2 separate regions of the Homo sapiens genome follow, and region 2 is linked to region 1. Evidence: chromatin loops called from intact Hi-C (ENCODE). Cell type or tissue: thyroid gland. All regions are shown on one strand. Each heading gives the region's core, and the rest is flanking DNA. Links, peaks and the distances in the headings are about the cores only. Region 1 overlaps SHANK2 (SH3 and multiple ankyrin repeat domains 2). Region 2 overlaps SHANK2 (SH3 and multiple ankyrin repeat domains 2).

Region 1 (15,802 bases), core at 4,489-12,488:
TGCCAACGCCACCTCTGTCCCCCGTGAACGCTGCCAGCGCCACCTCTGTCCCTCATGAACTCTGCCAGCGCCACCTCTGTCCCTCATGAGTTCTGCCAATGCCACCTCTGTCCCCCGTGAACTCTGCCAACGCCACCTCTGTCCCCTATGACCTCTGCCAATGACACCTCTGTCCCCCGAGTTCTGCCAACGCCACCTCTGTCCCCTATGAACTCTGCCAGTGCCACCTCTGTCCCCCATGAGTTCTGCCAACACCACCTCTGTCCCCCATTAACTCTGCCACCGCCACCTCTGTCCCCCATGAACTCTGCCAGCGCCACCTCTGTCCCCCGTGAACTCTGCCAGCGCCACCTCTGTCCCCCGTGAACTCTGCCAGCGCCACCTCTGTCCCCCGTGAGCTCTGCCAGCGCCACCTCTGTCCCCCGTGAGCTCTGCCAGCGCCACCTCTGTCCCCCGTGAGCTCTGCCAGCGCCACCTCTGTCCCCCGTGAGCTCTGCCAGCGCCACCTCTGTCCCCCGTGAGCTCTGCCAGCGCCACCTCTGTCCCCCGTGGGCTCTGCCAACGCCACCTGTCCCCCATGAACTCTGCCAACATCACCTCTGTCCCCCATGGGCTCTGCCAGCGCCACCTCTGTCCCCCGTGACCTCTGCCAGTGCCACCTCTGTCCCCCGTGACCTCTGCCAGTGCCACCTCTGTCCCCCGTGACCTCTGCCAGTGCCACCTCTGCCCCCCGTGACCTCTGCCAACGCCACCTCTGACCCCCATGAGCTCTGCCAGCGCCACCTCTGTCCCCTATGAGCTCTGCCAGCGCCACCTCTGTCCCCCATGACCTCTGCCAGCGCCACCTCTGTCCCCCATGACCTCTGCCAGCGCCACCTCTGTCCCCCATGACCTCTGCCAGCGCCACCTCTGTCCCCCATGGGCTCTGCCAACGCCACCTCTGTCCCCCATGAGCTCTGCCAGTGCCACCTCTGTCCCCCGTGAACTCTGCCAGTGCCACCTCTGTCCCCCGTGAACTCTGCCAGCGCCACCTCTGTCCCCCGTGAACTCTTCCAGCGCCACCTCTGTCCCTCATGAACTCTGCCAACTCCACCTCTGTCCCCTATGAACTCTGCCAGTGCCATCTTTGTCCCTGTGACCTCTGCCAGCACCACCTCTATCCCCCTTGAGTTCTGCCAGCACCATCCATGTCCCCAAGAGCTTCGTCACTGCCACCTGTGTCCTAAACTACTTGTGACGTTCTTCTCCTCTGAGGCATGAAGGTTCCCCCAGACCCAATCCCAGGGAGGACACGTGTTTTCTCTTGCCTTGCAGTTTGTCAGATGGTAGCCCTGGTCCTGTGCAGTGGAAACTTCGGAGCCAAGCGTGGCTTCAGCCTAAGGGCTGAATCCTGTAGCCAGTGAAAAGCTGCTGCAGGCACGATTATCACGGGCCGGGGAGAAGCCCGTGCCTTTGGCCCCCCAGTGATGGTGGTTTCTGCTGTTTCCTGCGGAGCTTGGAGGGCTGCCTTTCAGGAGGTCTTCTTTCTTGGAAAGGGCACTCGCTGTCTTAGGCTCTGGAGCTCTGGGTAAACCAAGGCAGCTGCGGCGTGGCTGCCACCCCTCAAAGCTCCCAGGGGCTGTTGCTGTCATTCTGAGCCCCTGGTCTCATTGAGTGAGGAGAGTGAGGGCCTGGCCCTGTCTAGAGCTTTGTAGGATGCCAGATAAGGGGTGCCCAGCCCCTGCTTCCTCACACAGTCCCCACTTGATGGGAGGGAGGAAGGCACCTTCTTAGTGAGGACTGAGATTGAATCATCCAGCCAGTGGACTCGGAGACTGTATGGTTGGCTCAGGCGTGGCAGAGCGCCACAGACAGGTGGCTTAAACTCCAGATATTGGCCGGGCACGGTGGCTCATGCCTGTAATCTCAGTACTTTGGGTGGCTGAGGCAGGCGGATCACAAGATCGGGAGTTCGAGACCAGCCTGGCCAACATGGTGAAACCTCATCTCTACTAAAAATACAAAAATTAGCAGGCGTGGTGGCGGGCACCTGTAATCCCAGCTACTTGGGAGCCTGAGGCAGGAGAATTGTTTGAGCCTGGGAGGCGGAGGCTGCAGTGAGCCGAGGTCGTGCCACTGCACTGTAGCCTGGGTGACAGGGCGAAACCCTGTCTCAAAAACAACAACAACAACAACAAAACAACCAGATATTTACACCTCCCAGTCCTGGGGACTACAAGTCTGAGATCAGGGCATCGCAGGGCTGGTTCCTCCTGAGGCCTCTCTTGATGGCTTGCAGGTGCCACCTTCTCCCTGTGTCCTCACGGGGTCATCCCTGTGTGTGTGTCTGTGTCCTCATCGCCTCTTCTTATAAGGACCCCAATCCTATGGGATCAGGGCCCCCACTAATGGCCCTCCACCCAGATGATCTCTGTAAAGACCTTACCTGCAAATATTGGCACATTTTGAAAACTGGGGTTTAGGACGTCAACACACGAACTTGGGGGACACAGTTCAGCCCACCCCAGAGGCTCAACTTAGGTTGTGGGGAGGAGGCATCTTGCGGCAGGCAGCTCAGTGCCCTCTCTGCTTTGTGTGATGGGGTGGCCCGTCCTTACACATGCCCAAGCCAGCCGGACGTCTCCCAGGCCAGATGGAAGCTCAGACCCCACGTCCCTTCCATGCGAAGTACTGGCTTGAGCTCCGTGCCGTGGAGATGTTCTCCGTCCCCAGCCTGTCTCTCTGCTTCCATGTCAGGGGTGAGTTCTGGGCCTGGTGGAGTCCAGCTGGGGTCTCGGCCCAGAACTCACAGCTCCCCTCTGCTGGGCTCGCATGGGGGCTTGGACGCACGCAGGCCTGCACCTCCCTAGGGTCCCCACCCAGCTGACCACGACACAGATGCACTCACCGGCCTCTCTCCATGTCCTTCTCCCCAGTGCCCTTCCGAGAGGCCCCGGCGTACTCCAACCGCCGGCGGCGGCCCCCCAACACGCTGGCCGCCCCCCGGGTCCTGCTGCGCTCCAACAGTGACAACAACCTCAATGCCAGCGCTCCCGACTGGGCCGTCTGCTCCACGGCCACCTCGCACCGCAGCCTGTCACCCCAGCTGCTGCAGCAGATGCCCAGCAAGCCCGAGGGGGCCGCGAAGACCATTGGGAGCTACGTGCCCGGGCCCCGCAGCCGGTCCCCATCGCTCAACAGGCTGGGCGGCGCAGGCGAGGACGGCAAGAGGCCGCAGCCTCTCTGGCATGTCGGGTAAGGAGTGGCAGACGCCAAGGGAAGGAAGACCGCCACGTGCTGGGGGTCCCAGCTCCTCCAACTTGGGGTGGCCCAGAAGTTGAGCAGGAAGCCCATTTTATTCCAACCCAGATGTTGAGGAAACTTTCATGCCTGAGTTTTGCTCACTGTCCCTGCTGGCACGGTCTCCCCTTGGGGGGCTGGGGTCACCTTCCCGAGCCTCATGGAGGCACACGATGAAAGCTCGGGGCAGGTGTGCAGGCTGAGCTGAGCATCCTGGGGTGGACTGGGGATACTGCTGGCCTCTCGGGTCCTGTTTCCTTTCCTTGTGTACTGACTTCTTGGTCCTAAGTGAAATGTCAAGAGGGAGAGAGGCAGGGCTGCAAGCCTGGTCAGGGGTGTGTGCCCTCCCGAGGGCCATGTTTGCAAGCCTGCAAACACACCTTATCCAAATTGAGGGTGCACACGTGGGTGGCAGGGAGAAACCCAGCCCAGAGGAGAATGCTGGGGGCCGGAGAGGCCGGCTCAGGGCTCTGGCGTCTGGCTGTCTCAGCAGCTGCAGGGATGGTCTCAGGTAGCGCTAACCCTCAGGGGAGCACTTGCAGGCCTGGGTCCAGCATGGCAGGAGCACAGAGGGCATGTCTGTCAGTCTCTGAAGCAGCCCCAGGTGACAGGAGCCTGTGCCTCGTTCCATTTCCTAGACAAGGACATGGGCAGCATAGGGCAGACTTTGGGAACTGCCTGTGGTCTCCTGCCCAGCACCCCATTCGGCGTCCAACTCCAGGTCTGGGTCTCTCCCCACCCTCCTGCCTCCCAAGCAGCCAGGGGAGCTGGATTTGCACTCAGAGCTCCAACTCCCAAGCAGGTCTCTGCCTTTCTCACGCCACCTCCCAGAATTTTCAGTCGAGGAAGAGACTTCCCAGGGATCAGCTCATTGTCGGGGCCCCAGGTGCTAGGGTTGGTGTCGGTTCCAGCCACGAAAGCTGCACCTGCAGGGGCAGTGGCCGTTGCCACCGATGCCTCCACATTCTCATGGGTACAGCTGCTCCAGGAGTTCACTGTGCTGGCTTCTTTGCTGCAGACGCCTCTATGAGGAGCCCGAGGTCACACAGCCAGAACGTAGCAAGGGCAGGACTCGGCACAGGCCCCTGGCTCTGGCATCTGGTGACTTGGCACTCCCTCAGATTTGGGCCTTGGACCCGTGCTTCCCCGGCCGTTGCCATGTTTTTGGTGATGTCGGCATTCAGTGCTGAGGCCCCTGACCCTCGCCCCCATCCTACATGCTTCCTGTTTCCTCCCTGGCCTCAAAGCCACTCGGGGTCCAGAGCCTGGCTGCGGGGAGTCTTGCAGGCCTGGGTCATGCTCTGTTGCCAGCTAAGGTCAGGGATGTCAGGGAGGAAGACCGCCACCACCCCTGCCCCCAGGGGCTCCACCTGGCAAGCTCCGTGTGAGTTTGAGGAGGGTCAGTGCCTCACGTGGTCCCAGGAGGGGCTGATCACCCTGACTATGACCAGCAGCCCAGGCTTTGGGGCCACAGCCAAGGAGTTTGTGGGGAGAACATGCCGGTGAGAGCCCACTTCTCCCGGCCCCTAGACAGGGTCGAGGCCTGATCCTCTTAGAGCTGGCAGACCCCACGTCCTCTCAACGCTTTGGCCTTTAGCCCACAGACGCTTCCCACCAGAGCCAAACAAGGAGGTCCAGCTGCTTCTGGTCTAGATTCCTGCTTGGAAGGACCCCAAGGGAGGAGTCCCAGGTGCTGAGAACAATGGGAAGCTAAATTAAAGGGCTCCCCCGAGGCAGCCAATTCCACTTCACACACTTAGCAAGACTTCTGACTACAGTTTTAAAAAGAGTGTGTCCCCTTCACCCAGTACAAAATCTAATAAGACAGCAAAGGCAGCGTGGCCAGGGACTTGAGCTGGCTGCAGACTAGATGTGCTAGATGTGGCTCGGGAAAGAGAGAAGCAGCCGGGTGTATTGCAGCTGCGGTCTGACCATCCCTGTTTCCCTGTTCATGTGTGAGGAACGGGGGACAGAATGCACATGTGTGTGTGCATGTGTGTATGTGTTTGTGTATGCCTGTGTATGTATGTGCATGCATTTTTGTGTTTTTTTGGTCTGTGTGCATTTGCCTGTGTGCATGCTGGTGTGTAGACATGCGCGTGCATGTTAGAGAGAGAATCATTGTGTATGTGTGTGTGTGTGGTCATCATGGTGGCCAGCCTGCCTCAAATGCTCATTGCCTGGCCTCCTGCATACACGCTTCTGTACTGTACCATTGTATAGCTGCATAACCTTGGGCAGGTAAAACCCAATCTGCCTAATCTTTGTCAATTATAAAACAAGGGACCAGGTGCGGTAGCTCACACCTGTAATCCTAGCACTTTGGGAGACCAAGGCAGGCAGATCACTTGAGGTCAGGAGTTTGAGACCAGCCTGGCTAACATGGTGAAACCCCATCTCTACTAAAAATACAAAAATTAGTTGAATGTGGTGGCGCATGCCTGTAATCCCAGCTACTCAGGAGACTGAGACAGGAGAATCGCTCTAACCTGGGAGGCGGAGGTTGCAGTGAGCTGAGATGGCACCACTGCACTCCGGCCTGAGTGACAGAGCGAGACTCCATCTCAAAAAAGGGTCCCAGAAAGACCAACTTCAGGTTTTTCTCAAGATCAGCTGAAGGCGTTCAGGGTGGCCGCCTCCCACAGCACCTTGTCCAGCCAGTGCGCATTCCACATTGGTTCTTAGAGCCCAGGTCCATGTCCAACCCAAGACCCAGAGCTCGGCCAAGACTGTCCCCTTTGTCACCTAGAACCGTTGGTAGAGTGACCAACCATTCAGGTTTGCCTGTGATGTGGGACTTTCAGTGCTAAAATCAGGACAGCCAGTCCCCCTAACTGTGGGCCACTGCCTGTCCCAAGTCGAGGGGCACTGCTCTTACCTGGTGGCCCTGACCCGTCAGTCCCTTCTTTCTTGGCCTTGTTCCATCTTCCCTTTCCCCACCCCTTCACAGCCTCCCTGTCCATATCCATCTGTCCAGGATTCAGCATCCTCAATGGTAGCAATAGCTGTGCTGTAGGAGGAACCCTCTGGATGGGCACTGATGAGCTGAGAGGTCCTTCCCTTAAGACCCGTGTCCTAACTAGGACCTGCCAGTGGCACTGACGTCCCCTCCTATGGGACAGCAGTGGTGAGCATTTGCCTTCGAGGCGACCAGGTGGGATGGAGAGTTGGAGGCAGGCATGCTTCTCCAGGCATCTTTTTGAGGTCCCCTGGGATGAGGGTGGGGCATGCAGGTGCCACTGTTGTGTTCTGTCCCTGCATAGGGCCATATGCATTCGGGGGGCAGAAGTGTCTTTGCACGGTGAGAGGCACAGAAGGGAGCCAGTTCACTGCACATTGTTTGCTTATGGAGCAGTTACCCAGGCCCATGCTGGGCGCAGGGACATTCAGGTGACATAGCCGGGGTGCAAAGGCTGGTGCCCTGAGCACACTTGGTCTGAATGTCCTGCAAACAAGGTACAGCCAGGGGAGGGGGGCCTGGCTAGAGCTGTCTGCTTCCTGGCTGTGGACCGAGGCCCCATTGTGGAAGTGGCCTTTATTGAGATAGGGAAACGCTCATTCGGCCAGCCCTGGTGATGCTGGATGGTGGATCACAGGACTGTGCAACCCAACCCAGGGCCTTTTGGAGGCTCCAGGAGGTGGCTGAGCCCCTCTGCTCCTTGTTCATCCTCGAAGCTCAAAGCTCAGCCCCATGCCTTGTGCGCCTGCCTTACTATTCCTGAAAAACCAGCTCTTTCCTAGGGCAACGGGCCCTGGCCATGTGGCACTAACGGGCCACTTTCAGGGAGGCTGCTAGCTCCCAGCCTCTGGGGGCCCTGGGTGACCCAGAGCTCTTTCTGGTTACCATCAGAAGCATAAGTGACAGCGTGCTCTCCCTGCCGTGGAGGGGAAAGCCCTCCCCACTTCCTCCTGTCTGAAGGGTGGAGCAGCTGCCCATCAGCCCATGCTGAGCAACCGGTGCTGAACATCCCCCAAGCAGTGCTGACCGCCAGGGCTACCTGGCTCTACCCACCCGCCAGCTGACCTTGGGCAAGTCACTTGCTGGTTCTGTGCCTCTGTTTTCTCCTGTGTAAAGTGGGGCTGATGACTTTCACCCCCTCCCGAGTGTGCTGGGTGGATTAAGTGGCTTTCAGCACCTGGCCTGCACTGACATCCACAGCTGCTCATAGACAGTCTTCGGTTCTGCAGAAACGTCGGCCACTCTTAGGGTCGTCTTCATCTTCATCCTTATTGTGGACAGTGTAGAAAGACCCCGCTGGCTGCCATGGGGCAGGGAGCACAGGGTATCAGGTGTTATTGTCCCGGTGGCAGAGGCCTGTGTGGGCTAAGAAGCAGGGGAAGCAGAGATGGCCAGGTAGGAGGAGGCCGACTGTCCTGGGCAGGGAGGCGACTGGCCAGGTCCCCTGTCCCTCTGCACATGCTCAGCACCCCTCTTGGGCCAGACCTATTTGCCTAAACGCTGACCCAAAGCCCCAGAAACCTTGGCCAGGACTGCAGTGGGCGTGGCAGTGTGGTCAGAACCAGCCTCAGGTCACACCCTCAAGTGCAGCCTTGATGGGGTTCAGGGAGGCCTCCCAGCCTCCCCAGGGCCCCCACCGGGACTCCTGCTGGCACCAAGCAACCCAGTGCCTCCTGGCCTGGGCTCAGAGCTGTAGGCAGGGTCTGCTTCCTGCATGGAGGTGCCAACCCTGGTTCGAAGCTGCCCTGAGCCAGCTTGCACAATGGCGAGCGCCCCAAGGAGCTCACCGGGCCCAGCCTGGGAGCTGGTGTTGCAGTGATGGTGTAACAGGAAGGGGGCTGCAAGGGGTGTGAGGGGGCCGATCTGTGGATGGTGAGTGTCCGCTGGGAGGTGAGGGCTGTTAGTGGAGACACCACAGGGTCCCTCGCTGCCCATCACTGCACAAGCCCCTCCCAGGTGAGCCAGAGCCTGTGGCAGGGCTGTCCCTCTGAGACAGAGAGAGGAACACGCCCCACACTTGTCCCTGCCCCCATCCTCCCCCACAGTCTCTCCTGCCTACCTGTCCACCTGTCCCTTGGCCTGTGTTCTTCCTTCCTCCCTGTGCCTCCTCCTTCTCATTTTCGTGTGTGTGTGTGTGTGTGTGTGTGTGTGTGTGTGTGTGTGTGTGTGTGTGTGTGTGTGTGTTTCTTCTCCCATCCTCCTAAAGGTGCTGGTCCGGGAGGGTAGGAGCCAGTGCACCTGCACACCTCTGCTCCCTCAGGTGTGAGGCTCAGCCAGCTCCGCCCCTGGGGGCGCCCTCTGGTGGCGTCCACTGGCACTGCTGGACCACTGTCCTGAGAACATTCCTGAGACACCTGAGTCCCTGCTCTGGGAGTGTGTGGGGTGGGGGCATCCCTGTTCCTTCTGGGTCTCTCCCAGCTGCCAAGGGGCTGGTTGGCCTTCCCGGGTTCAGAACAACTCTGGATGTATTTCTACAAAGTGGCAGCCAGTCCCAAGGGCTGCCCTGGCCTCACCCACCAGGGAATGTCCTGGCCACCCTCTCCTTCAAGAACGTTGCTTGGGTGGGGTCAGCTCAGCAGGAAAGAAGGACTCATGCTTTTGAGTTCAGTTGGTGGAGATGAATGCTGCCGCCCTGTCCATGCGTCGTCCATTGCACGCATGAAAGAGCGGCACCCACCTGGCCACACAGGCAGGGGCTGGACCCCGGCAGGACCCAGTGGGGCTCTGGGAAGCCCGTCTTTGGCCCAGTGGCCTCTGTTTTCCTGAAACTGGCATGGGAACTGAGGTGCAGCTGCGTTCAGGGTTTCAGGCGGATGAAATGGGCAGAAGGGGCCTTGGCCGCCCAGGGACACTGCTGGAGTGGGGCCCGCAGAGGGGCTTCAAGTCAGTGCCAGGACTGCGGCTCCTGCTTGCCCTCCTGTGCCCCATCATCCTGACCTAGAAAGTGGGGGTGGCTGGGCCCTGCTGGCAGAGTAGGGGTGAGGTGTGGAATTGGGAGCTCTCCCGGTGGCCCTGACTTTCTTTTTTTTTTTTTTGAGACAGAGTCTCACTCTTGTCACCCAGGCTGGAGTGCAGTGTCACGATCTTGACTCACTGAAACCTCCACCTCCCAGGTTCAAGCGATTCTCCTGCCTCAGCTTCCCAGGTAGCTGGGCTTATAGGCATGCTCCACCATACTCAGCTAAGTTTTGTATTTTTAGTAGAGATGGGGTTGCGCCATGTTGGCCAGGCTGGTCTCCAACTCCTGATGTCAGGTGATCCAGCTGCCTCAGCCTGCCAAAGTGCTGGGATTACAGGGGTGAGCCACCATGCCCAGCCTGACTTTCACCTGTGCCCAGGGTTAGTCTGGCAGACAGCCGGGGCCAGATGGAGGGGTAGCCGGTGTCCTGTGTCCGTCCCTGAAGCAGTCATTGCAGCCAGCAAGGTGAGACATTGTGAATAATCCTAAGTCCCTGTCGTGCATCCTCAGAGATGCCGTCACCAGAATCACAGAGGCAGCGTGAAGCCCTCAGGCCCGAGACGCACAGGGCTTGGGTGCGGGCTGACTTTCACAGTCCTGGGAAGCCAGGGAGGGAGGTGATATTGACCAGACAGGAGATGACACAGGACCTGAGCCTTCAACTTTAAAACAACTGTCAGCCAATAGCATTTAGTAACATTTGACAGACGCTAAGGGCTTGGGAACTCCTGCGTTTGCTGTGCTGCCCTCTGTGCCAGAGACCTGAGCTGACAGCTTTCTCTATTCCCCTACTGCCATCTTCTGCGTGAGCCGTAACCTGGAAGACACACCCACCTACCCACCTTGAGTAGGTCCCAGGCCTGGGTGATTGTGCCTCTTGAAACCTCCAACTTTCTCACAATTCTACACATCAGGGGCTCCCCTAGCTCCCCTGGGATGGCCACAGGGGCCCTCAATGGGGCTCCCCACCTCCACCTTCTGTCTGCTCCGGTCCAGCCTTGAGGCTGCATCCAGGGTGAGCTGGTGCTCGTTCACTGGCACCACTGCGCCGTGTGGCATCCATTTCTCCCCGAACATCCCTGCAGAGCCTTTCCCGTGCCCTTGCCCTTCTCTCTGCACTACCCAGCTGTCCCCTCTTGTAGCCTTTTGTGGGTAGGCCCTGTGGACTCTAACCCTGACCTCAAGTCCTGGCCCTGTTCTCTGTGCTGACCCCTCAGATGGGCGGAAATGCATCTGCTGACCTGTGCTTCTGCCCAGTTGACCGTCAGCTCCCTGAGGCCTGCATCCGTGTCTACCATTCACGGGGGTCTGCAGACCCACATGGCGATGGGCTCACAGCCCACCCGCAGAGTACTTGCTGGATGAATGAATGAATGTGTAACTGACTGGTGAATGAATGAATGGAGAAAGGTCAGTATGTCGGCCAGTTCCTGTTCACCCAGGCTGGCTGGGAAATGGCCCAACTCACTGATCCAAGTCACCCCACCGAGAAGATTACCAATTTTTTCATTTTAAGAATTCAGTGATTTGGCCCTTATACCAAAACAAGTTGGTTAGAATCCCTCCTGGCTGTTCTTGGCCAGAACATAAGGAAAACATGGACAGTTTGGGATGCAGGAACTTCAGACCAGTCCTCACTGTGCAGGCAGGACAGCAGGAGGGACCCCCAGCGTGGCCCGGGTGCCATGTCTCCTGAGCGGGGCAGCCCTTCTCCCTGGGCTGCAGAGGTCTGGCTTCTGCTGCTGACTATGGCTGCTGTGGGAAGAGTGGGACCTGGCAGGAGGATGTAGTTCATCAAATGAGACATCACAAGGATAAGACACCTTGTAGCAGGTGAGATCTTGTTCACCTCATTCTGTCACCAGACAGAGCAGGGAACCCCGAGCTAGGATGTGAGGACCAGCTCTGTATTTCCATACCCAAGTCACCATTTATGGAGCCTCCATTTTCTCACCTGTAAAATGGGGACAAAAGTTTTCACCTTCTGCCTTTGTGGGACTTTTTGAGGTTCAAATTAACAGTGAATAAGAAGACATGTGAGCATTTGGCTGGAACCGTATGTCACTGCCCGGTAATCACTGCCTGCAACCGTGTACACCACTCTGGTCTAGAAGAAATAAGGCTTTCCTGTTTTTAGATAAAGGTTCCCCAGGCTCTGGGGTTGATGGGTTAGGGAACTGATTCCTGCAAAGAGAATCAAGAAACAGAGCTTCAAGGTTGGAGCTGTGTTCACTTTGACTTCTCTGTCAAGTGACACGCACTCTGGTGCCAGCTGGACCAGTGAGGTGAGACAGGCACTTTGTTACTGACTTTGCAGCTGCAGCAGGGCAGTGTGAAGGTGCTGATGTTTGCATAACACCTGGCAGAGTGCGTTATCACAGTTACTCCTGATCATCCGCTTTTTTGATGGGGAGGTTGAGGCTTTGAGAGGTAGCTAACTTGTCCAATGATGGATAGTAAGTGTTCAGCTGGGCTTCAGGCAAGATCTTTCTGAACTTTGGGTAGATGAGTGAATAGATGTTCAGAAAAATGATAAGATGGATGGGTGGATGGGTAGATGCATGGATGAATGAATGGTGGATGGATGGGTAGATGGATGATGGATGATGAATACATGATGGATGGATGGCTGGATGGTGGATGGATAGATGATGGATGAATGGATGGGTAGATGGATGGATAAATGAATGGTGGATGGATGGGTAGATGGATGTTGGATGAATGGATGGATGAATAGATGATGGATGGATGGATGGATGGATGAGTGGATGGATGATGGATAGGTAGATGATGAGTGGATGGATGGGTGGATGGATGGGTAGATGGATGGATGGATGGATCGATGATGGATAGTGGGTGGATGAGTGGGTGGGTGGATGGATGGAAGAACAGGTATTTGGGCAAGGAGGCCTGGATGGATAACAAAGAAGAGATGAGTGGATGGATTAATTCTGATGAAGTTAACTGACTTCTCAAGCAGGGCAGGCTCAGTGTCCCTTGCCGGCTGCTGTTGAGGATGCACAGTGGGGCCGTGGGGTTCCTTGCAGGAGCTCTTTGGGTGTGGAAATCCTGAGAAGACGCACTCCTCATTTGGTTCCTAAGTTCTGGACTTAAGCAGCTGCTGTGTCAGACACATAACAGTTGTGAACAGACCCTGTGACTCCTGCTCTGTGGCTCACCCTCTGCCCTGCCCCAGCTACTGTCAGCCTTGTTCATCTGATTTTTCCTCTAGACTTTGACCCACCCTTTCCCCTCGGGAGGAAGCCCACAAGCCTCACCTTGCTCCCCCTGGAGTCAACCTATCCGGGTGCTTGGGGACTGATCATGGGGCTGGGCTGACCTGACCTGCAGCCACTCCACCTGCTGAAGAGCATCCATGCAGCCCAGGGGACACTGGGGCCACCTGTGACCTCATCACTAGGACTAACCTTCAGTCCTGATGGGGCCTAATGCATCCAGCTCCTCCAATCGCCCATGTCGCATCACCGGCCAGGAGAGGGGGTTGAGATGATGTCGGCATAGCCCTGTGTTCTGGCTGCTGCCGGTCCAGCCTGGATAATGGTCAATGCAGAGACAGTGACTGCCCTCGGAGCTGCAGCGGGGCTGGGAACTGAGCTTCTCATCTGCATTTTCTCATTAGTCTCCCAGCAACCACAGGTGGTGGGGATTCGCCCTACCCCCACCCTCTACCACCTATTTTACAAATAAGAAAATTAAGGCTCAGAGAGGTAAAGTGACTCACTGAAGGTCACACAGCTGGGGCAGGTCAGCCTGGGAGTGACGGGAGGTTCAGGCCGTCCACAGAGCCCATGATGGCCGCCAGCCTTGCTGGCTTCATCACTCGGGGCAGATGTGGGCAGGTGCATTAAGGGAAGTTCAAGGAGAGGAGGGATTCTGACCCTGGGGTGCTGTATTCTCCTTGGAGTCCCTTGGTTGCCGGGATTCTCCTCCCCGCATCCCTGCTGGCCTGGGAGCCAGAGAGGAGACAGCCGTGAGACGCTCAGTGCCTGCGGTACAGGCTCCCACCCCTCCCAGCTCTCGGTCCTGTGCCAGTCCAGCCCTGCCTGAGTCAGGCTGAGTTGAATGTGTCTGAGTGCTGGTACACGTGCAGATGGCTGGGCAGGCTGGCAGGGAAGCCTCTCAGGTGGGGGCCTGGCCCAGCGCTGCTGTTGCGTTCATCAGCTCCCCTTGCAGAGCAGGAAGTGCCCAGTGTCCTTTCCCTCTGCTCCCTGGTGGCTCACTGAGCTATGCCTTTGGACAAGAGGAGGCCACCAAACCTAGCTTTTGCAGGAGTTCCTGCTCCAGGAACTCCTGGGGTGTTTGGGGATAGATGATGTCCATCGATGGGGAACAGTGGTCCTTTGGAATTCTCCTGGCTGTGCACATCGATGCACTGCTGTGCCACACCGTGCCCGGTGGGCTCCATATTGTGCCCAGGCTGCATGGCAGTGACAGCTCAGAGACACCTGTGCCCCCAGGAGTCTGTGACTGCCACATTTGTGGCTGTGACTTGGGGGAGGAATGGCATCCCTAGGGACAGGGGACAGGGAAGTCCTAGCTGCTTGCAGCCTCCCCCATCTCTCAATGTCCTCAGAGCCCAGGTAAGCATCCAAGACGCCCACCTGTTCCAGAAGAGGCCACTGTCCTGCCCTGTCTCTGCTCCCCATGGTTTCAGGACAAATCTGAGATTTGGAGTCAGGCAGACAGACTGAGTATTCAGGCCCAATCTGCTCCCTACAGAGTAATCGGAGTACATGGAGCCCTGGCTCCTCAAACACGTTGACATGGGTAAGGTCCCCATGGCCAGATCTCACCATCCTAATGCTGAGAGAAGGAGTAAGAATCAGAACTAAATACAGCCCCATTGCCCTTCTGTAACTTTATACAAGCACAGAGCAAACTATAAGGCAATTATCAGGGACACATGAGTCGGGTGATTACAGTAGTGAAGGCAGGTGATCAGGGGGAGGCTTATGTTAAATGCCAAAAGAGGGTAGTCACATCCGCTTCTAGAACTTTCCCTGCAAGCCTGTTTTGCATGGGTCCCTGTGTGCATGGGCCCTTCCTCCCTGTCCTCATAGAAAGACTGATGCTGCCTCCATCGCCTCAGAGGCCACAGCACCTAAAGTTTGGGAGGGGAACCATGGTCAGAGACCACTCGCTTCCCTGCAGCCAGGCGCCCTGTTGGAGGATGCCAGCCGCAGGTGGACACTTTCCCTGTCTTTCTGAGCATGTGCCCGGGAGGGCCGTCCTGAATTTCTGGCCAACTTCCTCCGTGTAGATGCGTTTGTTTCTAAGGACGCCCGTCCTGGCACTGTGTAGGTGCATCTCAGAGTACTTTGTGTTGCGTGTCCTGTCTCTGGGCCCTGTTAAGGTGTGTCTTACTGTCGGGTGTAGAAGTCAGGTTGAAAACATAGCTCTGTGCAAAATCAATGACATACAGCAAGAACGGATATGAGTTCCTCTAGCGTGGTTCGCTGGGGCCGCTGGGAACTGCACTGGGAGAACCGAGGTCGTGACCCATTTTGATGGAAGGCCCTGGGTGCTTCCTCGTCCAGTGTGACTGACGCTCACAGTGAGGTGGATGAAGTGTCGGACACCCATGGCCTTCCTGGATTTCTGTCTCCACCTGAGTCTCTTTGGGATTTGTTTGTTTTTGTTTTTTTGAGACAGGATCTCACTCTGTCACCCAGGCTGGAGTGCAGTGGCACAATCATGGCTCACTGCAGCCGCGACCTCCTGGCCACAAGCAATCCTCCCACCTGAGCCTCCCAAGGAGCGAGAACCACAAATGCACAGCACCATGCCTGGCCAATTTTTTTTTTTTTTTTTTTTTTTTGTAGAAATAGGGTTTCATCATGTTGCCCAGGCTAGTCTTTTTTAAAATAGTGGCAAAATAGGCCAGGTGCGGTGTCTCACACCTGTAACTTCAGCACTTTGGGAGGCCGAGGCAGGTGGATCATTTGAGGCCAGAACTTTGAGACCATCCTGGTGAACATGGTGAAACCGCATCTCTACTAAAAATACAAAAAGTAGCCAGGCATGGTGGCGGGCACCTGTAATCCCAGGTACTCAGGAGGCTGAGGCAGGAGAATCGCTTGAACCTGGGAGGCAGAGGTTGCAGTGAGCCGAGATCATGCCACTGCAGTCCCGCGTGGGTGACAGAGGGAGACTTTGTCTCAAATAAATAAATAAAATGAAGTAAAATAGTGGAGAAATAGGTGTAACATCAAATTTATCACCTTAGAACCATTTTGAAGTGCACAGTTCAGTGGCGTTCAGTGGAATACATTCGAGTGCTGTGCAGCCATCACCACCATCCATCTCCAGAACCTTCTCATCTTGTGAAACCAAAACTCTGTCCCCATTGAACCCTCACTCCCCATTCTCTCCACCAGCCCCCGGCACCCGCCATTCTACTTTCTGTGTCCATGAATCTGACTGCTCTCGGGCCCTCGCATGGCTGGGATCACACAGTCTGTGTTCTTTTGTGTCTGGTGTATCTCACTGAGCAGTGTCCCCAAGGTTCACCCATGGTGTAGCCTGTGTCACAGTTTACTTTTTTTTTTTGGAGACAGAGTCTCACTCTGTCACCCAGGCTGGAG
Region 2 (15,802 bases), core at 4,489-12,488, 270 kb before region 1:
CTGGCCTGACCACGCTCGCCTCTTCACGCCTGACCCACTTCCAGCCATTCCGGGTGCACCACAGACCCTACCCACTGCTAATGGGTGCTCATCAGCCACAAACGTCGTCTACTGGGTGTGAGCCCCAGCCATGTGTCTCGGTGTCCTGAATACACAGCCTGCAGCAGTGAACAGAAATGCCTGATGCAAGCCCCTGGTGTTCCCGTGGGGGGAAACCAGACATGAGATAGAAAGACGAACATAAATTACACACACACACACACTCGCACGCACGCATGTACATACAGGTCCACATGTGCGTGGACATGCTTCTGAGCAGGCCTGACAGTGTTCTGTATTTCTGGGCACTGGTGCTCATGCAGTGGCCATGCAGACGCTCACGCCCTGAGACATGGCCCCGTTCCTCTGCCCGTCTCCTCTCCTTGCTGCGCTTGGCTGTCAGCTCTGTGCTGGTGTTTTTGAGGCCAAGCCCGTCTGCATGGCGTGAGCTTCGGCTCCTGTTGAGGATGTGGAAGAGGCAGCTCCCGAAGGAGAATCTCAGCTGTGTTGGGAGCTGTCCCAAGCTTCCAAGGTGACCTGCTTGGAAAAGGGCAGTTCTTGGGACTGCCAAAGCGCTAATGAGCTTGGTTTTTAAAACTCACTAGGCTGATTTGAGGTCAAGGTCAAGTTCAGGACGAGGGGCGGCCCCTGGTGGGGTGGTGCAGTCACCCACAAGGTCAAGTTCAGGATGAGGGGAGGCCCCTGGTGGGGTGGTGCAGTCACCCACAAGGTCAAGTTCAGGACGAGGGGAGGCCTCTGGTGGGGTGGTGCAGTCACCCACAAGGTCAAGTTCAGGACGAGGGGAGGCCTCTGGTGGGGTGGTGCAGTCACCCACAAGGTCAAGTTCAGGACGAGGGGCAGCCCCTGGTGGGGTGGTGCAGTCACCCACAAGGTCAAGTTCAGGATGAGGGGCGGCCCCTGGTGGGGTGGTGCAGTCACCCACAAGGTCAAGTTCAGGATGAGGGGAGGCCCCTGGTGGGGTGGTGCAGTCACCCACGAGACATTTCTACCAGCAAACATGGCTGGGCGAGGGGCGGGAGTCATGGAACCCTGAACACCCACATCTTTCTCGAGTCTCACAGGGTCTCCACCGAACAGCTGCCGGCCCCCAGGGGACAAGGCTGAGTTGTGAGTCTCTAAGAGACATGGACGTTGGGGACGTCCCTCCCGCCTGGCCAAATGGATAATGAGTCTTGTTCTCAGTCAACTCAAAGTCGGTGATTCACGTGAACAGAACTGTCATTTGATGTCGCTGGATGACACCATAGAAACCACTCAATGTTGTTTGTGTGTTCAGGTGTGATGAGTTCTCCAGAAAAACAGAACCAATAGGGTGTGCACATGCATGCATGTGTGTGTGTGTACAGATACAGAATTTTTTAAAATAGTATTTTGAAGAATTGGCTCATGCAGTGGTGGAGCTGCAAGTCCAAAATCTGCAGGGCAGGCTGGAGACCCAGGAAGAGTTGATGCCGCTGCGGGGATCCTGTTTGTCTCTGGCAGAATCTCTTCCTCCTCAGGGGACCTCAGTCTTTTTTCTCTTGAGGCCTCCAACTGATTGGATGGGGCCCACCCACATTATGGAGAATCATCAATTTAGTCTACTGGTTTTGAGAGCAGTCACTGACTTCATGAAGACAGGAGCGCCCAAGGAAGAGGAAGGTTTAAATTCAGGTTTCCTTTAGTGAATGAGTCCTCCAGGCACAGGACAGAGGCGTCTCTTTGTAAAAATAGTCAAATGCAGCCAGGTGCGGTGGCTCACGCCTGTAATCCCAGCACTTTGGGAGGCTGAGGCAGGTGGATCACCTGAGGCCAGCAGTTCGAGACCAGCCTGGCCAACATGGTGAAACCCTGTCTTACTAAAAATACAAAAATTAGCCAAGTGTGGAGGTACCACGCCTGTAATTCCAGCTACTTGAGCGGCTGAGGCGTGCAAATCGCTTGAACCCAGCAGGCAGAGGTTATAGTGAGCCGATATTGCGCCACTGCACTTCAGCCTGGACAATAAGAGCAAAACTACAACAACAACAACAACAACAACAAAACCAGCTAAATGCGTATGGGACCCGAAGCTCGCTTGTTCTCTGTGAGAATGCCTGCTTGAATTTGTGTTTTCCAGACATGTCTTCCCTTTAGACATCACAGTGCTCTGGTTGCATTGCTGTTTTCCTGTTGAGCTCTGAAGGTGTGATGCAGGCTAAAACCTCCTTAAACGTGGAGTAGTTCACAGAGTCCTGAATCCAGCCGCCAGCCCTTTTGCCAGAATAGCCCCTGTGTCTCAACTTTGGGGATTCCTGGAGCTCCGTCCTTTCCCCTCCCACACCCCTCCTTTTTCCTTTTTCCTGCCCTCTCTCCCAACCAGGCAAATGTCTCCGGGCCCATCTCTCCAGCTGGCCCTGGGATGGAGGTAACGGTGGAGGCTGGCAGGAGCCCTGACCATCAGTCACTCACTGCAGCTCTCAGCTGTGACTCCTGGCCTGCAAAGGGCCAGGTTCTGTCCCTGAGGCCCTGCGCTTTGCATTCAGAGCCTGGCTGTCCCAGAGCCACCCGGCCACCTTGGTCCCGGGGCCTGAGCCTGTGCAGCTGCACTGGTACCTTGGAGGCTTGAGCTCTGGGGCAGTGCACCTGCTCCCACCTCAGCTTAGAAAATGTGGAGCAGGGTTTGGAAAGCCAGCCAGGTGCGTTCACTGCCCTCTGGTGGTCTGCTGCCTGTTCATGAAAGGCCCGGAAAGCCATTTTCTCCCCTGCTAAAGATTCTCAGTGATAATGTGAAGCAACTTTGCCTTCGCGAGCCTCCTCTCATTCATCTGCAGGGCCCTTGTGCCTATCAGATGATAAGGGACGGAGCAGATAAGGGATGGGTGCGGGTGCCCTGCACGGGCCTGCAGGAGCAGCGGACAGTGCCGCCTGCCTCCCAGATCATCCTCATAAGTGCTCACATTTACCCTGCCAAGTGGCCCGGTAAATGCCACAGTGCGGGTCTCAAGTCCATCTCTAGCAGGATCTCATCCTTCTCAGGGGACCTCAGTCTTAAGGCCTTCAACTGATTGGATGGGGCCCACTCAATATTATGGAGAATCATCTGCTTAACTCCAAGTCTAATGATATATATATTATTATATATAATATATTTATATATATTTATATTATATATTATATATAATAAATTATGTATTACATAATTATATAACAAATTATATATTACATAATTATATATAATATAATATATAAATTATAAATATATAATATGTATTATATATTATAAATAATATATCATATATCATATATTATAAATGTATATCATATATAATATAACATATACTATATCTTATATAACATATATAATATAACATATACTATATCTTATATAACATCTTATATAACATATATAATATAACATATATAATATATAACATATATAACATAATATATTATATAATTTAATATATTATATAACATAATATATTATATAATTTAATATATTATATAACATAATATATTATATAATTTAATATATTATATAACATAATATATTATATAATTTAATATATTATATAACATAATATATTATATAATTTAATATATTATATAACATAATATATTATATAATATATTATATAACATATTATATAATATATATAACATATAATATGTTATATATAATAATATATAACATAATATAATATATAACATAATATATATAATATATAACATAATATATATAACATATTAATATATAACAATTTATTATGTTATATTAATATATAATTAATATATATATTAAGGTTATATAAATATATAATATATTAAAATAACAATATATATTATTGTTGTATAATATTATTATATAATATAACATAATATATTATGTTGTATCATATATTATATAATATAAATATAATATATATTATATAACATAATATATTATATAATATATTATATTTTATATAATATAATATATATAACATATAATATGTTATATATTATATTATATATATAACATATATAATATAATATATAACATAATATATTATATATATTATAATATATAATATAATATATATTTAATATATATATTATATAATATATTATATAATATATATTTTATATAATATAATATGTTATATATTTTATATAATATAATATATAGCATATATAATATAACATATATATTATATATTATATAACATATATATTATATATATATATATATTTAAGATGGAGTCTTGCTCTGTTGCCCAGGCTGGGGTGAAGTGGGGCAATCTTGGCTGATTGCAACCTCCGCCTCCTGAGTTCAAGCAATTCTCTTGCCTCAGCCTCCCAAGTACCTGGGATTAGAGGCGTGTGCCACCACGCCCAGCTAATTTTGTATTTTTAGTAGAGACAGGGTTTCAACATGTTGGCTAGGCTTGTCTCGAACTCCTGACCTCAAGTGATCTGCCCTCCTCAACCTCCCAAAGTGCTGGGATTACAGGAGTGAGCCACCATGCCTAGCCTAAAGTCTACTGATTTTGAGAGCTGTCACTGATATCATTAAAACAGGAGTGCTCCTGGAAGAGGAACATTTAATTTCAGATTTCCTTTAATGAACAAACCCTTCCAGGCACATGACAGAGGCTTGTCTTTGTAAAAATGGTCAAATGTGTATAGGACCCGTAGCAAACCCAGGCACATGACAGAGGCTTGTCTTTGTAAAAATGGTCAAATGTGTATAGGACCCGTAGCAATTTGGGGGCATTCATTGTCCTGAGCTGCTTTAATTGCACTATGATTCTATATCCTCAGAGCTGGTTACTTCTCATTGCTGTTTCCCATATGAGTTCACAGGCCCAGAGAGGGCAGGTAACTTGCCCAAGGCCACGGAGCAAGCAGTTGGCTGAGCTGGATTCACTCCTGGCCTGTCTCTTACCAGAAGCCTGGTTCTCTATGCTGCCTGTAGGGTTCTCACATCCAAACCACTCACAGCACATTTGTGGCAGAAGAAATTACAGGGGCAGGTGGGTTTTCCTGGACCTCACTGGGCTGTGCCTGGCTCTGCCCTCTCGGGAGAAGCACCTCCGAGCTCTCAGGCTGATGGGCTTTGCATTTAAAGTCTGTGTCTCTGTTCTAGCACCTGGAGAATGGACAGCCCTGTCCCAGGGTTCTGGGCGTTCATCGTGTGGGAGAGCCTGCGCGGCCACAGCCAGGCCTGCTCACAGATGCTGCAGGTGTACTCCAGGGTTCCCCAGGCCGCTGCTTTCCCATCATTGTCTCAGGCCAGGTGCACATGGCCTAAGGACACATTTCAGATCCACCCTCCACTTCACACAGTGGGGATATGCCCCATCCCCACAGGCTGATGTTAGAAGAGCCCCATTTGAGCTCAGGCTGTCTGCAAATTATCTTAAAAGTTGTTATTCGGGCCGGGTGCGGTGGCTTATGCCTGTAATCGCAGCACTTTGGGAGACCAAGGCGGGCAGATCACGAGGTCAGGAGATCGAGACCATCCTGGCTAACACGGTGAAACCCCATCTCTACTAAAAATACAAAAAAAATTAGCAGCAAGTGATGGCTGGTGCCTGTAGACCCAGCTACTCGGGAGGCTGAGGCAGGAGAATGGCATGAACCCAGGAGGCAGAGCTTGCAGCGAGCTGAGACTGCGCCACTGCACTCCAGCCTGGGAGACAGAGCAAGACTCTGTCTCCCCCCCCCAAAAAAAAGTTGTTATTCAAATTACCCTGTTTTGTTTTGTTTTTGATTACCAAAAAATTACCCATGCATCATGGAAATCTTGGAAAATACAAAGAAGTATAAAGAAGCAAGTTAAGAAACACCCCAATGCATTCCCACAACCCAAGGACATCAGGGGTCAGATTTGGGGGTATTCATTCTGTATTTTTAATTGCTAAAGACTTTTACATCCACCGTGCAACTTCACAGCACGCTGGCCCTGGCCACAGGGGGTGTGGTCCTGGAGAGGATGCCGCTTGGTGAGGGATCCAGACCCTGCGTTTCCATGTGCTGAACCCCGGTACCTTCCTTGGGGCAAAGCCTGGCTCTCTCCCTCCCTCTCTGAGTTTGACTCAGTATCTTCGGGATGAGGGACTCTCCTCATGCTGTCTGTTGGCCATATTCTGGCCTGGGTGTTATGCAGCCTGGGGTTGCAAACCCACCTCATCGCTCGCTGGCTCACCTGAGCAAGTGCCCCACCCTCTCTGAGCTTGTGTGCTAATCTCTCAGGTTGGCTGAGTAACAGTTTGTAGAGCTCTGGAGACAGCTATGACAGAATTTACGTGAGGCATTTTCTGCAGTGCCCGGCATAGACCAGGTGCTTAATAAATGTCCCTATCATTATTGTCATCATCTGTCCCCCCATCATCATCCTCATTGTCATCATTGTCATCATCATGTGGCCACGTCTGACGTCATCATTAGAAGTAAATAATACATTAGGCTGGGCACAGGGGCTCACACTATAGTCCCAGCAGTTTGGGAGGCTGAGGCAGGCAGATCACTTGAGCCTAGAAGTTCAAAACCAGCCCAGCCAACATGGCAAAACTTGTCTCTACCAAAAATACAAAAATTAGGGCATGGTGGCACATTCCTGTAATCCCAGCTACTTTGGAGGCTGAGGTGGGAGGACCCCCTGAGCCTGGAGGTGGAGGCTGCAGTGAGCCAAGATTATGCCACTGTACTCCAGCCTGGGCAACCAGAGTGAGAACCTGTTTCAGAAGGGTTGGGGGGGGGGCGGGCGTTAAGAAACAATCCGTTGTATTCAGAGAGTGCCTACCACACCTGCTCCCAGCCCCTCGTTTGATTTTGCTCCCATTGTGCAATGGGTGTGACATCAGTCTGAATGTTGTTACTGGCTGCTATTTGTTATTTATCGCATTTAAATGAAGAGTGTCCGCCTTAAAGAAATAGTTTCGGGCCACAGTGACTTCTCCTCTCCTCCTGCTCCAGGCTGCCCCCTGCCCATCCCTGGCCGGATGCCCTCAGCTCTTGAGCCTCTCTGGGCCCCACGGCGAGGGGACAGGCCCCTGATCCTCCCAGGCCTGTGGGAGGTTCTTTGCTGGAGCCCCACGTTATGTCGTTCTGGGTCCAAGCTTTCTGGTTACCTTCCTGCCAGGGTGGGACTGTGTACAGCCCAGCGTGAGCTGCCTGGTAGAGATGGGAGTCAATGCTTGACTGGAAAGTTAGCATTTAGAATGGGATGGAGCCACATGGGTTGTGGTCTTCCTTCAGATTGAGGTTTTTCTAGTGTACTGTGGTACCCACCGTGTCCAGGTGCTGAGGCGATCACTGTCCATCTAGGTATCGAGGTGATTGCTGTGTCCAGGCCCCAAGATGACCATTGCCTAGGCACTGAGATGACCACTGTTCAGGCACCGCAGTGACCGCGGTGTCCAAGCCTGGGCTTGGTCACGGTAAGCACAATGCCAGGTAGCACAGGAAGGGCCAGCGTGAACAGCAGCCAGGTGGAGAGCCCAGGAGCTCCACAGTGCCAGCCAGGAGTGGCTCATTCTGGCCAGGGGACGTGGGAGCAGTGTTGGAACCAGGCTGTGGTGCTGGCAGGTGACCCTCAGATCTGGGCAGCTGGCATGCATTGGCTCCGGGGGGACATTGTGAACAGGGTTCTGGCCCTTTGTGCTGGCATGTGCTTGGCAGCCTTGGAACTGGGACCGAGCCTCACTGTGGGACGTGGGTGCTGGCAGGTACTGCACCTTTCCAGATGAGCACCTCCAGGGTGTGAGAGTGTGGGGTCCCTGCCAGGTGGCAGGACCAGAGCACGGGAGCCCTTCCCCGTGTCACTCTGGACCTGGGGCTCAGGGTCTGCCCCTGGGCACGAGCGGCCGAGCCTCTGTGGCCCCCGTGTCTGGAGCCGCAACAGTGAGCTGTGCTTTCAGGGGATCAGCTCTGAATTGACCTGGGAGGTCAGTTCCATATTCTGAGCCCCTCTGGCCTGGCAAGGTTCTGTTTGGAGAAGGAAGAGAGGCATCCTCTCTCTCTGAGCCTCCAGAGGGAATGAGGACCCTTGAGTACCTGCCTTCCCAGTCAGCCCTGACTCTTCAGGGACATGCGGGGAACAGGAGAGGGGATGGGTGAAGACCCCGAGACCAGCACCCCACCCTCTGCACTTTGGCAGGTCCTCTATCCTGCCCTCCTGACATAGGTGACATCTTTAAGAGACCTCATCTTTCCAAAAATCATGTTATGAGAGTGATGGGCTCCATGGGGAAGGTGGGCAAGGGCCGCAGCTTTATGTGGGAATGCCAGTCATCTCTCCTTTTGGAATTATAGCATGATGTCTTTTGTCTGTGATCATTTCAGGCTGAACAGCACACATTAGTAGACCCAAAGTGATTGTGTTTGCTGCATAGGGCTGCCACTGCAAAGTTCCTCAAACAATAGACATTCATTATCTCACAGTTCTGGAGGCTGGAGTCCCAAACGAAGGCGTCGCAGGGCTGGTTCCTCCTGAGTCCTCTCTCCTTGGCTTGCAGACACCGCCTTTTCTCTGCATCTTCACAGGGTCGTCCCTCTGTGTGTCTGTGTCCCCAGCTCCTCTTCTTATAAGGATACCAGCCAGGCCAGATGGGATTAGGGGCCCCCTAATGGCCTCATTTTAACTTAATCACCTCTCGAAAGACCCTCTTCACATACAGCCCCATGCGGAGGTACTGGGGGTGGGGACTCCAACGCATGAATGCTGCAGGGATGCAATTCAGCCCGCAACACCAACAAAACTGAACTAGCCACTTTCTGGTTTGCATCACAGCCCGTCCGCTGCCCGTGTTCCTGCATTCATTCAGGTGCATTGGCCTCCTTGACTACTGGGCCAGCAGGAAGACCACAGCCAGCCTTTGAAAACCGTGGTATGCGGGGCCACGGAGCAGCTGGTGGCTCAGGCCATGCGAGGGGGATTTGCTTGTGTTTGGACGAGACGTTGTTTCTCTACTGACGGGCAGCCCACTTCCTGACCCAGTGAGAGCCGAAATGATGTGACTCTTTGTTGTGTGGGCTGTGGTGTCTCTACCTCATGTCACAAGGCATATGTTTTGGGAGAAATGCCTAAGTGTGGTTGGGAACAATTTTGTTTGGGGCACAGAGCCAAGCAGAAGTGATAGGGGGTTCGTCTCAGCCGACCTGTGCTGCTCCCCTGCAGTGCAGTGACCTCCCCGCTGCTCTGGTTGCTGTGCTGGGCATTGCACAACCCCAGGTGGCGCCGTTCCTCTTGCCATAGTTTTAGGTCCTGTAGATGTATCACCAGTGTCCAGCAGGTGGCGTTAAATGGCTTGAAGGAAGGAGCACCCTTTTTTCTAATTCACACCAAGTCTTGTGGTTGCACAGGGCGGGTGGGACGCTAGGCATCGCTGGGGCAAACAGTCTCGAGGGGAGCCATCTCCAGGTGCCCCTGCCCAGGCCTCAGCAGGAGATTCAGAGGCAGCAGACATGGGTGGAGCCTCCCACACATGCATTTTCCAAAAAGCACCTCAGGAGAGTGGGTACGGGGTGCAGGTGTCAAGGGCAGTGTTTTGCCTTTCATCCCATTACTCTCCACCCTCCTATCACCCTCTCAGCTGTCTCAACAGCCAGAGACCAGACACCCTTTTCAAAATAAGAAAAGGAGGTTAGTGTTGCTTCTCTTGTGGGAGGATGAATTCCTTCTTTTAACACTTTGGTAGCTTTCAGTATCTTTGTGTCAAGCGAGTTCGTTCTTTCTTTCCTTCTTTCCCTCCTTCCCCACTTCCCTCTCCTCTCCTTCCCTCCCCTTCCTTCCCCTCCCCTCCCCTTCCTTCCCCTCCCCTCCCCTCCCTTCCCCTCCCCTCCCTTCCCCTCCCCTTCCTTCCCCTCCCTTTCCCTTTCCCTTTCTCTTTTTCTTTCTCTCTCTCTCTTCTCTCTCTTTCTTACTCTCTCTTTCTTTCTCTCTTTTCTCGGAGTCTCACTCTGTCTCCCAGGCTGGAGTGCAGTGGCGTGATCTTGGCTCACTGCAAGCTCCGCCTCCCGGGTTCACGCCATTCTCCCGCCTCAGCCTCCCAAGTAGCTGGGACTACAGGCACCCGCCACCACACCCGGCTAATTTTTTGTATTTTTAGTAGAGACGGGGTTTCACTGTGTTAGCCAGGATGGTCTCGATCTCCTGACCTCGTGATCCGCCCGCCTCGGCCTCCCAAAGTGCTGGGATTACAGGCATGAGCCACCACACCTGGCCTATTAACTTTCTTTTTAAAATTGTAAATTACTGTTTCCATTTCCAGCTTATAGAATAGTTGCAAGAATAGTACAAGGAACTCCCATATGCCCTCCACGCGGAGAGCACATTTGAGTGGTGACGGTGTCCCAGTAACATCCCTGATAGAAGAGGATCCAGCCTGGGACCTGCCTGGAGCCTTTCCATCTGGGAGACTCCCTCGGGCTTCCCTTAATTCCTATGGCTGTGACTGTTTTGAAGATTTTGGGGCGGTCATTTTGTTGGGTTTGCTCAGTGTTTGCTCGTGATGGGATCCAGCATATGCATTTGGCAGGAATGCCTTAGAAAGGATGCTGTGCTGTCAGCATCACACCTTCACGGGGATACATGGGGACCATTCGCCTGGTACTCATTGTGGAGGTCACACCGACCACCTAGTCAGGTGGGGTCTGTTGGGTTTCTCCTCTTTTGATGCAGGGCAGGTGAGCCCAAAAATGGGGGCTTAGCCCAGGAGGGCTCTTGGCTCCACCCAGGAAAGAATTCAAGGGCAGGATGGTGATGTTGGCAAAACCTTTATTGAAGCAGCTGTGAACAGCAGCAGAGACTGCTCCTTGCAGAGCAGGGCTGCCCCAGAGGCAGTGTACCCAAAGCAGCAGCTCAGAGGCCGGGCTGCACTCACATTTATACCCACTTTTAATTACATGCAAATTATGGGGCAGGTTCTGCAGGAATTGCTAGGAAAAGGGTGGTAACTTCTGAGTCGTCAGGCCATTGCCAGGGAAAGGGGTGGTAACTTCTGGGTGTTGCCATGGCAACAGTAAACTGATGTGGCACACTGATGGGCGTGTCTTATGGAAAGCTGCTTCTGCCCCGCCCTGTTTTAGCTAGTCCTCAGTTTGGTCCGGTGTCTGAGTCCCGCTTCCTGAGTCCCACCTCCTGCCTTACTTTGCTCCTTTGTAATTAATAGATCTTGTTTGGTGATCTTTGAGGCTATGCAAAAATCTGTTTTCTCATACCCCTTTCACCTGACAGTTTTGGCATCCATTGGCCTTTCTTGCCAGAATTAATGCTATTATGGTTGCTAAATGGAGATTTTTTTTTAATCCTACCATTGCTTCTACATTATTAGTTGGCTTGCTGTTGTAAAGAAAAGCTTTCTCTTCTTGTTTATTTATTCATATATTTACAACAAGGCAGACTTGCAGAGTTCTCTTTATTCAGGAGGTAATAATCTGTTATTATTATCCCAGTTTTAGCCAGTGGGTGTCCCTTCAGGATGGCTCCTGTGTCCTTGGGACACAGCCCCATTGATTTTTTTTTTTTTTTTACCATTTCCTTTATTTCTGGCACAACAAGATATTTCAAGCTCACCTTGCTCTTTCCTTGCCTCAGGAATCAGCTGCTTCTCCAAGGAGCCTGATTCTTTTTAGTGTGGAGTGGTATTTAGAAGCCAAGGTGCAGGTGCTTGGGGTGCTGATGGCTGCTGGGCTGTTGCTGGTCCTGCACCCTCTCAGTAGGCAGAGTTAGGGATGGGTAGACACACAGGCATCCACATTTTCATTTTTATTAGTCTCTATATTAGGAACCGTGAGTTTCTACTGATACTCCCATTCCAAGCCAACACCACAAGGCATATTCTAGTTTTCTCCTGTACTGTATTTGTAACTTCCTTGACAGTGAGAGCCCAGCTCCCATTCCCTTTCCTGAGTGTCCTTGTGTGTGCAGAGCCCTGCGTGCAGCCGTCTGTGGACCCTTCTGCCCACCACCTGGCTTGGATCCCCCTCACCCCCCTGCATGGCAGCTGCATCTTCCTCAGCAGGTGTGAGCTCCGTGCCTCAACCACCAGGGGTTAAAACAGAAAGAAGAGACTAGCCGAAATGACACTTAAAAAAAAAAAATTACTGCTAGTGCTAAGACTGTGGGATTCTGGGTGACTTTTGGTTTTTGTTCAGCCCTTTTCTGTATTTCCCGGGTTTGTGTGTTATAAAACAATGGATGTGGGAAAAGTGGAAAATGGAAGCATGCTCTTGGGAACACGCCTACGAGACATCCACCCGGAGTCAGCGGTTCCGTTTCATCTCTTCCCATTGAGCCTATTTTGCCCTTGCAAGGGAAGAGTGCTCTGGTGCCATCTGACTGATGGAACTTACAAGCTCATAAATTCAGATTAACCGGGGGAAGGGGAATAATGAGTGTGGATTAATTGTTCAGTGTTTTTATGCTAACATTAGTTGTCTTTATTGACCACAGAGCAATTAAATTAAGCTTTAACAAAGTGTTGCCTCCCAGAAGTCCTTTGGGGAGTGCCAAATAGCCAGGGATCCTTCAGTTCAAGGAACACAAATCCCAATGCAAACGACTGGGTGAGGGGAGGGAGTTATGCCTCATTGTTATGTCCCGGAAATTCCAGGGTCAGTTGCAGCTTAGAGGGGCTCAGACAGTGTCATCTTGGCTTTGTGCATGTCTCTTCCTGTCTCCTCTCTTTCTCTCTTTCTTTCCTTTCCTTTCTTCCTCTCCCTGCCCCTGTCACACATCCCTTCTGTGTTGAGGGTCCCAGCAGCTCCCAGGCTCTGTCACTTTTCTGCTCCCCACTCTGGAAGAAGGAAAGAACTTTTTCCCCAGTAGTTGTGATGAATGTTCTAGCTTGGGACTTGGTAGCTTCTCTAAGGTCAGCTGGGCGTCCCTTACTGTGCCTGGGGAGTTGGAACCTGATGGCTCCTGCCTATGTCCTGTGCCTCTGCAGGAGCAGGGTGGGGAGGCCTTCCCTGGACCTCTGAGAGTGGAGCTGGGGTAGCCCCCAAAGGCAAACGCAGGTGGAGTTCCCAGAAGAAGGGGCCATGGGGGCCGGGCAGGTGACAGCAAGGAAACCTGCAACAGGGATCTACTTTATAAATTAATGAGATTTGTGGGAGACACAGCAATGGTAAATGGAAATTTCTCGTGTGTGTGTGTGGTTTTTTTTTTTGTTTTTCGTTTTTTGTTTTTGTTTGTTTTTTTTTTGTTTTGTTTTGTTTTTATAGCTCATCCAATTAATAGTTTCAATATCTTCCCTGTCATCTTTCCTCACTGTTAATTGCTGAGGTGTAGCTCTTTCTCGTGGACCCTGAGAAGGTGAAATTCACCTCTATCTGTCTCAATTAGCAGTAGAGCAGGATTCATGAGAACCCCTTCCTGGGCTACCATGGCGCCTACTGCTCTCAACACCCCTAGGCTGCCTGCCCTTGGTGGGGCTCACCTCTTTCCCTCCCGACCCTGGGATTGAGATGTGTTAGGTCAGGACCGACTTTTCTCCAGGTCCAAGGTTGTGGCCACCATGTCGAGCAGTGTGTGGCTGGACAGAGGGGCCCTCATCACCTGTGCGGGGACCTCCCTGGCCCCTGTGAGCTTGGGTGGGGAGGGGCATCACTGACTCACCAAGTGCTGACTCAGTGCCCAGCCTCGTGTGAGGCCCTGTGGTGTTCTTTGTCCCACGTGATTCTCATCTGAACCCTGTGAGGGTTAAGGGTTGTTTCTGCCTACAGATGAGGGTGCACATAGGTACTCAGGCGAAAGTTCTGATAAATGGTTCAGGACTGGGTCTGTTTGACCCCTGGGCCCTGACGGTTCACAAGTCACACATGTTGCAGTTCTCAGAGAGGAGTTATCATAGTATGGGTCTGCCCTACCCCTGCGTCCTGCAACTTACTTAGGAGCTGGACTGCATTAAAGCAGTCGTGGGGCCGTCCGTCGCACGTCGAAGGACAGGGCTCACTCCTGTGGATGCAGTGCAGGGCTGTGAAGGCCTCTCCTGGCCATTTTGTGCTGCCCCCTTGGAAGGGGGAGCTTGGGTAACTGAAGCCGGGTCTGAGCCTTCTGGTTTGCATCTTGTGGAGCTGGGCACTGAGGATGGGAGAAAGACATCCTGCACCTCTGGGCTCTAGGCCCCGGGATCAGGATGGAAGGGACTTTGGGGCCCCTTCCCAGACCCTCTGTCTCACAACTGAGCACCAGTCCCCAATCCCACCATGAAGGTCTTTCTCCCTGATCCACAGCCAGGGGTCTGGTGGTGCATGCTGATGTCTTTAGAGCGCTTGCCCAGATGGTGGGTGGGTGGTTGGGGTCTGCACAGGCCCTGCCCTGCCTTGGGGTTCTGGTGGAGCAGCCGAGTGGCTGGTGTACTTTGTGTGTGCATGCGGCTGTCGTGGCGGAGGGTTCCTGATTCACAGCCTGGGTTCTGTGTTTCAGGCCTGCAGGTACGGGCACGTGCAGCACCTGGAGCACCTGCTGTTCTACGGGGCAGACATGAGTGCCCAGAATGCCTCGGGGAACACGGCCTTGCACATCTGCGCCCTCTACAACCAGGTGAGTGCTGAGCGCATTTAAAGGAAATAATGTATACAGTGGTCCATTTCCAAAACAAAGTGCCTTAAATTGGCTTACGTCAGCCGGGCGCGGTGGCTCATGCCTGTAATCCCAGCACTTTGGGAGGCTGAGGCGGGCGGATCACGAGGTCAGGAGATCGAGACCATCCTGCTAACATGGTGAAACCCTGTCTCTACTAAAAATACAAAAAATTAGCCGGGCATGGTGGCAGGCACCTGTAGTCCCAGCTACTCGGGAAGCTGAGGCAGGAGAATGGCGTGAACCCAGGAGGCGGAGCTTGCAGTGAGCCGAGACCGTGCCACTGCACTCCAGCCTGGGCTACAGAGCGAGACTCCGTCTCAAAAAAAAAAAAAAAAAAAAAAAATTGGCTTAGGTCAGCAAACTACAAAAGAAACAAAATATACTAAGCCCCTGCTTAATTAGCCAATGCCTGCTTGTCAGCCCCTGCCCCTTAGTGGCCCTCACCCAAACCAAAAAAGTTTAGTCTAAGATGAAACTTTGCTAGCTTGCAAAATAGCTCGCATTGTCTGTTCTTATCAGCCTGCCCAGCTACTTGGGTCATAAGTCAAATACTTAAAAAGCCCCTAAGTTAATTAAAATTGCAACACATTGTGGACTGCAGCAAAACACAGCAAAACAATCCTTAAAAAAACACGTAAAGCCCCAACCCAACAACCAATAGGCAACGTCCAGAAAAATTGTAACCCACAGTACTCAGCCTTTGAGGAGCTGGGGGAGGGACCTGTGTACTGGGGGATAAATTGCTTGTTGAAACCATGCTGGGTGTGCCTGCCCATCAGACACCTGATTTGCAAAACCATCATTAAGAGTCTCACTTTCGCTGTTCTCCGGGTCTCTAAGTCCATTCTTTGGGTTTAAACGGGTAAGTTTGTTTCTCACACGCTGCAGTGGCACGCACCCCAGCCAGCCCTGACCCTGGGGGGCACCGGGAAGGCCTTGCAGGGGGCATCTCAGGTCATCCTCACCTGCTGCCTCAGTGGGAACTGTTACCCTGTTGTAGAAGGGAGGAAACAGAGCCCCAGGAAAGCAAGGCGAGCATCCCACTCCCACAGCTGGTGCCAGAACTGGGCTCAAGACTCAGGTCTGGTCAGTGCCACGCCTCCATGCTGTCCATGCTCCATAAGATGCGTGAGGAGCCGGGCTCTCTTGTCCACCCTCTGTAGCTGGGATGCAAACTCTGTTCAGTTCTGGAGTCAGCCATCTACCCCG

What was found. A loop is a pair of places that touch in the nucleus more often than their neighbours do. Peaks named below come from ENCODE experiments on the same cell type or tissue, not always from the same donor. Only the 100,000 strongest peaks of a DNase experiment are listed, where the experiment ranks them.
Region 2: a loop joins it to region 1, with 4 times the contacts of the local background. A loop is called at or near these places in 20 of 110 quality-filtered maps.

What each region holds. Positions count from the first base shown.
Region 1 is chr11:70,807,796-70,823,597 of GRCh38, reverse strand. It overlaps SHANK2 (SH3 and multiple ankyrin repeat domains 2), which reads left to right. Exons shown (of 26, transcript NM_012309.5): 12 at 2,916-3,234. Among named protein-coding and RNA genes, the nearest start is that of SHANK2-AS3, 47 kb to the left of the region's middle. In thyroid gland, for the core only: a CTCF peak has its summit at 8,553 (motif pointing left); DNase peaks (open chromatin) are centred at 8,547 and 11,477; H3K27ac peaks cover 369 bases.
Region 2 is chr11:71,073,908-71,089,709 of GRCh38, reverse strand. SHANK2 (SH3 and multiple ankyrin repeat domains 2) reads left to right here. Exons shown (of 26, transcript NM_012309.5): 9 at 14,435-14,551. Among named protein-coding and RNA genes, the nearest start is that of SHANK2, 170 kb to the left of the region's middle. In thyroid gland, for the core only: a CTCF peak has its summit at 9,295 (motif pointing right); a DNase peak (open chromatin) is centred at 9,289.